Linked DNA regions of Homo sapiens: region 1 is linked to region 2. A link is an interaction called in ENCODE POLR2A ChIA-PET data of the cell type or tissue named here. Cell type or tissue: PC-9. All regions are shown on one strand. Each heading gives the region's core, and the rest is flanking DNA. Links, peaks and the distances in the headings are about the cores only. Region 1 has its middle 6.4 kb from the start of HOXB1. Region 2 overlaps SKAP1 (src kinase associated phosphoprotein 1).

What was found. ChIA-PET counts read pairs that join two places held together with the same protein. Peaks named below come from ENCODE experiments on the same cell type or tissue, not always from the same donor. Only the 100,000 strongest peaks of a DNase experiment are listed, where the experiment ranks them.
Region 1: POLR2A ChIA-PET joins it to region 2 with 5 read pairs; 2 of 35 experiments call an interaction of 5 or more read pairs at or near these places.

What each region holds. Positions count from the first base shown.
Region 1 is chr17:48,534,727-48,540,095 of GRCh38, reverse strand. No RefSeq gene overlaps it. Among named protein-coding and RNA genes, the nearest start is that of HOXB1, 6.4 kb to the right of the region's middle. RefSeq lists an enhancer at 2,875-3,169. In PC-9, for the core only: no CTCF peak of the experiment used is centred there; no DNase peak of the experiment used is centred there; H3K27ac peaks cover 468 bases.
Region 2 is chr17:48,297,839-48,303,220 of GRCh38, reverse strand. The region is part of intron 4 of SKAP1 (src kinase associated phosphoprotein 1); the gene reads left to right. The region is part of intron 1 of SKAP1-AS2 (SKAP1 antisense RNA 2); the gene reads right to left. Among named protein-coding and RNA genes, the nearest start is that of SKAP1-AS2, 6.2 kb to the right of the region's middle. RefSeq lists an enhancer at 3,036-3,125. In PC-9, for the core only: no CTCF peak of the experiment used is centred there; no DNase peak of the experiment used is centred there.

The DNA.
Region 1 (5,369 bases), core at 1-5,000, 240 kb before region 2:
CCAGTAGCTCAAATGGCAGGGAATCTTTGTTCCTGCCTGGGCCTGCATCAGTCCTGATTCCTTCCTGCCAAAGTAGTGGTGAGCCAACCAAAGGCTCAATGTACCTGTTTAGATTCAGGTACTTTGGATATCCTAGGGGTGAGAGGTCTTAGTCCAGGTGTTGTCTTTGGCTGATTATTGGAGAGGAGTTGAAACTCTTTTTACAGGAAACACAAAAGCGTTGCTGGCTGTCTTCTTTCCAAATTTATGAAACTCACCGTCTCTGATGATACCACGGCAGCACAAAGAGGCAATGAATTTGCAGAAGGAAGTGACTCCCATCTTCAATTTCCCTACCCAATTCAGATTCAAGGGAATGCCTGGCAATTTGGGATTCATAAAGGATTGCAATTCAGGATCCCTGTGTTCCGAATTAACTTCTTTTCCTTCTTTCATCTCTTGGGTCATCCTTTTTAGCTTGAGTTTTCCCAGTTGGCCATGGAGGAGTAAGGGGAAGAGGGGGTGGTTCCCAGATAGGGCAGCAGACCCCAGTGGTGGTGGCAGATTAGAGGGCAGCTCCAAGTGGCCGCACTCACTTATTCCATCCTGATTGGGGCAGGGTTCCTCTTGGGTCAGGACCAATTGTGAGTGGTCTGTAGCACAGAGTGGTTATAAATTCCCTGTGGTTGGAGTGGGAAGGTTTCAGTGCAGCCCGGAAAGCTGCTCGTCAGTCTGCCCTGCTCTTAGTGAATCATTCTTTTAAGAGGCATGTCCCATTAATATTACAGTGAAAGCAAAGGACCATTAGACTGAGGAATTACTCGCAATCATGGTAACCCTGAGTCATTAAAAAAAAAAAAAGTTAACTTATGCCTGAGCAAGTCTATTCCCCTTTCTGGACCTCAGTTTCTCTATCTGTGAAATAAATGTAAGAATTAAATGCCTCTAATGTACTCTACATTAATATATGCATATTCTTTAGTATATATTATTTAGTCTTCACAAACAATGTATTAACTGTTTATTATGGCCGATGTCTTGTGCTGTTAAGTAACTCTTGGTGTTTGACAGTGACCTACCTCACGTGAATCTGGTGGGGCCATTTTAACAAATTTTCTTTTATTTTTTGAGATAGGGTCTCACTTTGTCACCCAGGCTGGAATGGAGTGGTGCAGTCACAGCTCACCACAGCCTCAACCTCCTGGGCTCAAGTGGTCCTCCCATGTCAGCCATCCGAGTAACTAGGAGTACAGGTGCGAGCCACTAAGTTTGGCTAATTTTTTTTTTTTTTTTTTTTTTTTTTTTTTTACAGAGTCTCGCTCTTGTCGCCCAGGCTGGAGTGCAATGGCGTGATCTCGGCTCACTTCAACCTCTGCCTTCTGGGTTAAAGCAATTCTCCTGCTTCAGCTTCCTGAGTAGCTTGGATTACAGGCGCCCGCCATCATGCCCGGTTAATTTTTGTAGTTTTAGTAGAGACAGGGTTTCGCCATGTTGGCCAGGCTGGCCTCAAACTGCTGACCTCAGGTGATCTGCCCGCCTTGGCCTTCCAAAGTGCTGGGATTACAGGCATGAGCTACCGCAGCTGGCTGGCTATTTATTTATTTATTTATTTATTTTTGAGACGGAGGCTTACTCTGTTGTCCAGGCTGAAGTGCAGTGGCAGGATCTCGGCTCACTTCAACCTCCACCTTCTGGGTTCAAGTGATTCTCCTGTCTCAGCCTCCCAAGTAGCTGGGACCTCAGGTACCTGCCACCACGCCTGGCTAATTTTTATATTTTTAGTAAAGATGAGGTTTCACCATGTTGGCCAGGCTGGCCTCGAACTCCTGACCTCAAGTGATCCGTCCGCCTCGGCCTCCCAAAGTGCTGGGATTACAGGTGTGAGCCACCTCCCCTGGCCTTTTATTTATTTTATTTATTTATTTTTTACGGCTAGTTTTAAAATATTCTGTGGAGATGATATCTCACTGTATTGCCCAGGTTGGTCTTGAACTCCTGAGCTCAAGTGATCCTCCTGCCTCAGCCTCCCAAAGTGCTAGGATTACAGGCGTGAGCCACTGTGCCTGGTCAATACATTTTAATTAGTATCTTTACACCAATAATCATGCATTTATCTTTATTTAAATGAGTAGAGAGCAAAATCTTTTCAACAAGCAGGTAATCGGGTGCAGCATTGTCTGCCAGGTGCCTGGTATTCAATAAATATGAGTATTAAAAAGTATCCTAGCCAAGTTTTCCTTTGACTTTCATCCTCTGCCACCTCCCCCAACATTTGGTTATGTTTACTCTTTTTCTTTTGTTTTTTGTTTGTTTGTTTTTTTAAGTAGGCCATTTCATATAAAAAGAGCCACCAAACTTCTTTTTTGACATGATGTTCTAGACTTTAACAGTCCCTTTTAGTTATGTTTAATCTGGTTGCTGGGGCATCAGAGCATAGGCACAATTTCTGAGACTCCCTAAACAGCACTGCTGAATTCACCTACCCATCTTTACCCAAGTCTCTGACAAGCACTTGCTGGCCCCACTGCAGATCTTCTTGGGATGTACTCTCAGTCCTCACTTTGCAGAAGGTGGCCTGTAGGGCCTCAATTCATCTTCTGCCTGCTGAGGCTGATTATAGCCCAGATCCTCCACTGATCTCTCCAGCCCAGCTCTGCCTACCCCTCTTCTCTCCTCCAGCCATCCCTCTGTCCACATTCAGGGTAAGGTAGATATTTAGTGCCGGAAAGAGATCTTCCTCTTCAGAGGAGAGAATGAATAGTAAAGGAGCCCTCTTAAAACTTTCTCTCTCTCCGGGGCCGGGCGCGGTGGCTCACGCCTGTAATCCCAGCACTTTGGGAGGCTGAGGCGGGCGGATCACGAGGTCAGGAGATCGAGACCATCCTGGCTAACACAGTGAAACCCTGTCTCTACTAAAAATACGAAAAAATTAGCCGGGCGTGGTGACAGGCGCCTGTGGTCCCAGCTATTTGGGAGGCTGAGTCAGGAGAATGGCGTGCACCCAGGAGGCGGAGCTTGCAGTAAGCCGAGATCACGCCACTGCACTCCAGCCTGGGTGACAGAGCAAGACTCCGTCTCAAAAAAAAAAAAAAAACTTTCTCTCTCCCCCAACAACTGCAGAAAAATCACAATCTGTATAGTCATTCAGACCCAAATTCAGCTTGATCACTGTTTGGCTAAGATTTCCAAAGCAGATATTTTGGCCAAAAAAAAACTATTGCATTTAGATAAACTCGATTAAGTAGAAAATTATTTTAATTCTTCATGTCACGCTAACCTTTCCTTTTAGAAAGATCTCAGTCATTATTTAATCATGCCCCCAATTATTGACTCCAGATGGAAGTTTACATCTTGCTGATCTGTCTAGATCCAGAAGTCAGGTCACCTCTAGGATGGACAGTTTCCAAGCGAAATTCCTTAAGGAAGAAGAGACAACATCCTCCCTAGAAAACTTTTCCCCAATGTTTGGAAAATCAAGAAGTTCTTTCTAATATCCAACCACAAACCTTTCTGTTGCAATTTTAATAATTTGGATTCTTTATAGGCATAAAATATTAGGCTTTGGTTTTCAAGAAACCCTTCAGGTTAGAAGAAAATCCTTTGCCTAAACAGAGCCAATCTTCTCAATTCTCAATGAAATTTGCATATGATAAAGTACATATTATATTGTATAATATATGGTGCTATGTTACATGAAAATATAGCCTAAATGCTATTCTCCTCCTATCACACACACACACACACATAGATAGATAGATAGATAGATAGATAGATAGATAGATAGATAGATAAGTTTTTGTTCGTTTTTCGTTTTTTGTTTTTTGAGACAGAATCTCACTGTGTCACCCAGGCTGGAGTTCAATGGCGTGATCTCGGCTCACTGTAGCCTCCACCTCCCAGGTTCAAGCAATTCTCCTGCCTCAGCCTCCTGAGTAACTGAGACCACAGGTGTGTGCCACCACGCCCGGCTAATTTTTGTATTTTTAATAGACACAGGGTTTCACCATGTTGGCCAGACTGGTCTCGAACCCCTGACCTCTGGTGATCTGCCTGCCTCAGCCTCCCATAGTGCTGGGATTACAGGCATGAGTCACCGCACCCAGCCTACTTATTTCCATATTTTAATATGCTAGTTATATTAAAAAGCAGAAGACTGACTCATAGCATTTCAGAATGTGATTTAAAGTTAATATCATACATTTAGAGAGTTCCCTGTGGTTTGTATTTTCTTGTTTGCTTTAATCCTACTAACAAGGCAGCAAGATAAGTAGTATTAAACCCATTCTTTTTCTCCGAGGCTGAGACTAATAGAAATCAAGAAACTTGTCCAGGGCCACAATGCTAAGAAGTGGCCAAGCAAAGGCCAGGCACAGTGACTCCCGCCTGTAATCCCACACTTTGGGAGGCTGAGGCGGGTGAATTGCCCAAGCTTGGGAGTTCGAGACCAGCCTGTGCCACATGGTAAAACCCCATCTCTACCAAAAATACAAAAAATTAGCTGGGTATGTTGGCACACACCTGTGATCCCAGCTACTTGGGAGGTTGAGGTGGGAGGATTGCTTGGGCCTGGGAGGCAGAGGTTGCAGCGGGCCGAGATTGCGCCACTGCACTCCAGCCTGGGTGACAAAGTGAGACCCTGTATTAAAAAAAAAAAAAAAAAATGGCCAAGCAAGGGCTTGAACCCAACTATTCTGGCCCACATAGCTAGCACTAATCCCATTACAATATGTACTACATACAGTCTAAGGTTCTCAACCAGATTTATGACAGTTTAATTAGCTTGCATTAAAAGAAATATCCTTTCTCTAACAGCAACAAAAACAATTCATCTCATAGTGAAAAACTTGTGGTGGTGCATGCTTGTAGTCCTACCTACTCAGGAGGCTGAGGTGGGAGGATCGCTTGAGCCCAGGAGGTCAAAGCTGTAGGGAGCCGTGATTACACCATTGCACTCTAGCCTGGGGCAACAGAGCGAAACCCTGCCTGAAAAAAAAAGAAAGAAAGAAGGAAAAAATTATGAATATTCTTTACTTCCTAAGCCCCAACTTTTTTTTTTTTTTTTTGAGTCTTGCTCTGTCGCCCAGGCTGGAGTGCAATGGTGCGATCTCAGCTCACTGCAACCTCCGCCTCCCGGGTTCAAGCGATTCTCCTGCTTCAGCCTCTTGAGTAGCTGGGATTATAGGTGCCTGCCACCACACCCGGCTAATTTTTGTATTTTTTAGTAGAGATGGGGGTTTCACCATGTTGGTCAGGCTGGTCTTGAACTCCCGACCTCAGGTGATCTGCCCTCCTTGGCCTCCCAAAGTGCTGGGATTACAGGCATGAGCCACCTCACTGGCCTAGCCCCAACCTTTGATCTTGGGTTTGGCCTCCCTAGATTTGGGCTGGGG
Region 2 (5,382 bases), core at 244-5,243:
CCAGAAAGCAAATTTAAAGTTGCTTGTGAAGTAAGACTCTCCAATATTTCTTTGGCCAAGTTTGCTACCTTTAAAGATCTTTATTTTGAGAACAATCTGTTCAGTGACTAAGCTAGTCAATGTTTTTGTCTTGTTTTTTCACTTTGTACTTGTTTATATATTATTTTTGTAGCATTTCATTGATCTTTAAAAACTTAAATTTCAACTTTTAAATTTGAGCAATTCTATATTTTAAGATAAAGTTTAAAATATATAATTGCCCAAAACACAGCTCACTCTTTTAAAATTATTATTCACTGTGATTTGACTTCTTCAAATCACTACCAGTCTTATATGGAAATTCTGTGCTTACAAATCTCTATCCCTCACTGGATTCTGGCTTTTTGCAGCCCTAGCACAATGCCTGTCCCCAAGTAAGTGCTCCCAGAGTGTTTGTTGACCTAAACTGTTGAACCAAATAGTGACAAAGAGGATGGATTTTAACTGAGCATTAGAATGCACCACAGAAACTCATGGATTCTTTGTATTTTTGGTGGTTAGGCCCATTCTAAAGGAATGCTACAAGTAAACAACTATAGTAAGCTAGTATTGACTTCCTTGGGCATTTCATATTGCTTGCAATAAGGTGGACAGCAAGGTAGGGTAGAGAATTGGCGGAGTAACTTCAGCATATATACATGTGAAAGAAGTTGAGTGGCACTTCAGCTGCTCCTCACCACTCTTAAAGGTTTTCCATGAAATGGAGGGGAGAAGGAAACTTCACTTCCTGTTAGTGAAATTCCATAGCAATATAAGACACGCAAGAGCAACATAGTAGTACAAAAGTCCCTACATCTCATTGATTATCTTTAAGTGTTTGGATTTGAAGTAAGAATATGTGTTCTTCTACCCTCTGCAGAAAAAAAAAATCATATTTATTAAAGATGTCCTATCAATATATTATTATAGTAGTGATTGGCTCAATTCCTGGATATAGTTTAGTATATATCATATCAGCCACCTGAAGCACTTTCTGGGAAAATGCTCAAGAAATATAGGCTATCAAATAATATAAAAAGTGGTTTATGTTTGGGTCAGTGGGAGACTCACTTGATAAGTTTGGCTAATTAGCATGTTTTGAATTCATTTTTAAGTTGTTGATCACTACCATTGATCATTATGATACGCTATTTTACGTTGGATTATTTATTGTTGGTTTCCTATAATCTCAACAGAAAATCAAAATAACATAGTCTTCATTATATTTTTTGATAAATGATAATTTTTTAAAAATTTTGTTGTGTACAACTGAGGATGAGATATTTCCTATTTCTGTAAGCTCATTAAAGAAAGCTATGTGCCCTGATGCCAGTTGTAGCACTGAGACTACTGCAAGGTTCCTAACATGGTGGAAGAAAATCAGGAGCCAGGGGACCATAAGGAAGGTCTAAGAAATGTAGATTCAGACTGGGTGCGGTAGCTCACGCCTGTAATCCCAGCACTTTGGGAGGCCAAGGTGGGCGGATCAGCTGAGGTCAGGAGTTCAAGACCACCCTGGCCAATGTGGTGAAACCCCATGTCTATTAAAACTGCAAAAATTAGCTGGGCATGGTGGTGGGTGCCTGTAATCCCAGCTACTTGGGAGGCTGAAGTAGAAGAATTGCTGGGTTCAAGCAATTCTTGAACCCAGGAGACGGAGGTTGCAGTGAGCCGAGATCACGCCACTGCACTCCAGCCTGGGTGACAGAGCGAGACTCCATCTCAAAAAAGAAAGAAAGAAAGAAATCTAGATTCAATTCAAATACTCATGGAGTCTCTACCATGTGCAATGCATAATGCTAGGTGCTGAAGGAATATAAAGATAGGTAATTGGGAATCTCCCTGAAAATTTATAATTTGTTGGATATTGGGCTGATGGGAAGGGTTGGTGGGAATAGAGAGGAAACAAAACAAGAAGATCTTTGCTCATCTTCCAAGGAGCAGTTTCAGTAGTCTACTAAAAACAAGCCTAGTTATTAGTGATCTTAGAGTGAGTGAGTACTCAGAAACTAGAGGCTGTGGGTATATGTTACCTAAAAAAAGTTGTTTGGTGAAAAGAATGAAAGGGATAAATGGTAGGAGGAGAGAGGAGCTTTTTGGTTATTTTGTTTTAGTTTTAGGAGAGGGGAGATCTGAGCTGATTTTCCAGCATATGAGAAAGAACCAGTCTAAAAGAGAAGATAATGGGTAGAATCAGGTCCTGGAAAGGTAGAAATGGGTCAGTCAATACTATACAAGAATCAGTCCTGGCTAACAGGCAGGGGACTCATTCCTTAGAGAAAGGAGTTAAAGGATAGAAGAGAATGAAGATACGGAGATATTTTTACTTGAAGGGAGGAGAAGGCAAAGCCATTTACTAAGAGTAAAAAGCCATGGAGCAGGGACTGGCCTAGAGCTTAGGGAGACTGGAAAGTGGAAGTTTAAGGCAGCCATTAAAGAGATGTGACAGGATTAAGAGAAAACACATTATTGTTAAGCAGTAATTAATATATACAGTGAGAACCATCTCAATCTATTCAACAAACATTAATCATTAAATAGAGAATTCATGGAGGAGCAAAATGCTAAAAGATTCTGATCCACTTCATTTTTAGGCTCACCCCTCATCACTCTCTCTTGGTATAATATGTGGTTAATAAATATAATATAGCCTCCAGACCATGGAAAATCACATGCAATCTCACACTGAGCTGTCTATCCCTTTGACACCAGGACCCAGTCCTGAAGAAGTATCACATTCACAGAAGCACAACAAAAGTAGGAATTTCTGTCCTCAAAAATACCTGTAGCCCATTTTACAAGGCAACTTCTCCTCCTTTTTCAAAATCCCCAGAACTCCCTGGAGCCTCTCACTCTCCTGTCCCAGAACTCTCTCACAGTCCCATGCCATTCTGCCCTGTCTCTCTTAATCCTTGAAGATATGGGGTGGAGACTGCTTCTTTGCTCCCTGTCTTCTACTGTCAACCTAAGTATCTTATTCTCCACATTCTCCCCATGCTGCATCACAAGGCCAAAACACTTGACTGAGAATGGCAGAGCCCTCCTTGGATGATGGTGAGCCTGGGAAGGACCTGAACTAGTGAAGCCAGAAACTCTTGAGCACACAGGGGAAATAATAAGCTAGGAACACTCATAGTTAAAAACAGTTTTCTCATAACACTGCAGCTTCATGACCTACACTTATTTTGAAGAGGATTTGAAACCATGACCTGAAATACTGAGCCTACCTTTCATCTTACCTCCTACATGTGAAACTCATGCCCCAAACCCCAGCCTCACAGGATTATTCATCATCATTCCGCAAACCCAGCCCTGTGCCTTCCACCTGGAGTGCCTTTCCCATCCTCCCATCCACCCACTCATCCTTCCAGGCCATGCTCAAACTCCCTCTTCTCTAGCTGGCTTCCTAGTTGCCCCAGGTTGGACTCAACCCCTTCCTGTCTTGCATTTTACTTGATCAGTTATCATAGCTGTTGCCTACCACCATTTACCTGCATTGTATTACATACACTGGCATCTCCAAAGGATTGTGGGCTGTCAGCACATATTAGACATTCAATAAATGTTTGTCAGATTGATCCCCTAAAATGTGATTGTATGATCCAGATTTTCAAATCACACACACACACACATACATATATATTCTGTCATATCCTAAAGAACTTTCAAAGAACCTTGAAATAATAGTAGTCTCCTGTTCTATACTGTGTCTTAATGTGCCACAGAGTGACAGCCTCCCCCTCTTCCCCCTTCAATGATATCTGGAGGTTTTCCTCCCTTAGACATCAGAAATACTGAAGGATGGAAAACACTATACCAGATAGATCCAAGATAAATGTTTACTTCCTTCAGTAGTCTAGCTTATGAGTATAAAGCCAAATGCTGGACAGTACATTGACACCACAAAGACAAAACGAAATAGACAGGAACTTTAGAAAAGGTAAAGGAGGCAGCCAATAAGGGCATGCTCCATTGTGTATGTTACAACTCAGGGAAGAGAAAATGGCAGCAAAACCAAATCTACATAAGAGTTTATATCCCTTTCACTACTGAAATATGGTTTATGCTGAAATGCCAACATTCTGTGATCACCCACATGAAATGAAAATGCTCATATTTATATGGTGCTTTTCGTCTAGAGAATCCCAAGGTGCTTTATAAATTATAAATACGAATGTTCCTTATGCAATGTCCCTGATATTCTCCATACACAAAATCCAGTTTCTGATGGTCAAAATTTCCCCCACGCCTGCCATACCACTGAATATTAAACATTTTTATCAGATCACAATTTTTTATCTTTACAAAAATCCACTGTATTAAAAGGTCTACAGTTTACACTATTTGTCTTCTAACATATGCTGCATCCCTCCTACCCACTTCCCTTCCCCCACTAACATGGAAAGTGAATTCAATTAGATTTAAGAAAAAGAGTAATTGCACTGGAAAATAGAAAAAATATCTCATCCCATAGTGATTAAGCTCTTTACCTTATAGAAGGAGTTTAACTCTTTCATGAAAACAGGATCTCATGAAATAAATGAATACAGGGATTTGCTAAATCAAAACATAGTGTCTTGAAGCGAATTACGTAGTCATCAGGGAGCTTTTTGCTCCAAGGGAATAGTGTACTACTCAGTGTAAGATGCATAAGAAATATAAAATAAAGTCTAAAACAGTTAAGAGTTTTTAATTTTTGTCTTTTAACTATTCTTATTTTATAGTCAGTATCTCAAAATCTGAAACTTATTCTAAACTCTTGGATTCCTGAAAGTGAATTCAATCATCTACTTTTCTAGAATTGGGAATCCAGGGTAACCCCTTCCACATAGTCAATCAGAATCAGTCCAAGGAGAGCCTGAGTTATCCATGCTACCAAAACTGCTTTGCCCGCAGCTTCTGACTAGTTGTTTGTTGACGCTCACTCTGACTTATGCAGAAAGATAATAAAATACTCTAATGTGACAGGTTCTTTATAGAAGTCCGGAAACTTTAGATGACCAATAGCTAAGGATGACATACAGAACTGTCATTTCCAATAAATATTTAAGGTGGGGAAGATGGTGTCAACTGCAAGGGAAACTTTTAAAAGATAAACGCTGGAACATCTGGAAAGAGTCTGGAATCAAGAGGCAGGTCAAATGTGCAGGTATAGGCTGCAGTCAGCCCTGTGGGAGTGGCTGCTCAAGGTTGGAGTGCAGCAAACAGAAGAGATCTTTCTGAAAACAGGAAACAGGTTCAGGTGCCTTAAACTAAGAAATCTCCCTTCTTGGACCTTTTCCCGCTTATATTATTCAGGCATTTTATACCTATCAGAGTGGTTTGGCTTAAGTAAGACTGCGACTGCCAAAATTTCTGAAGCCA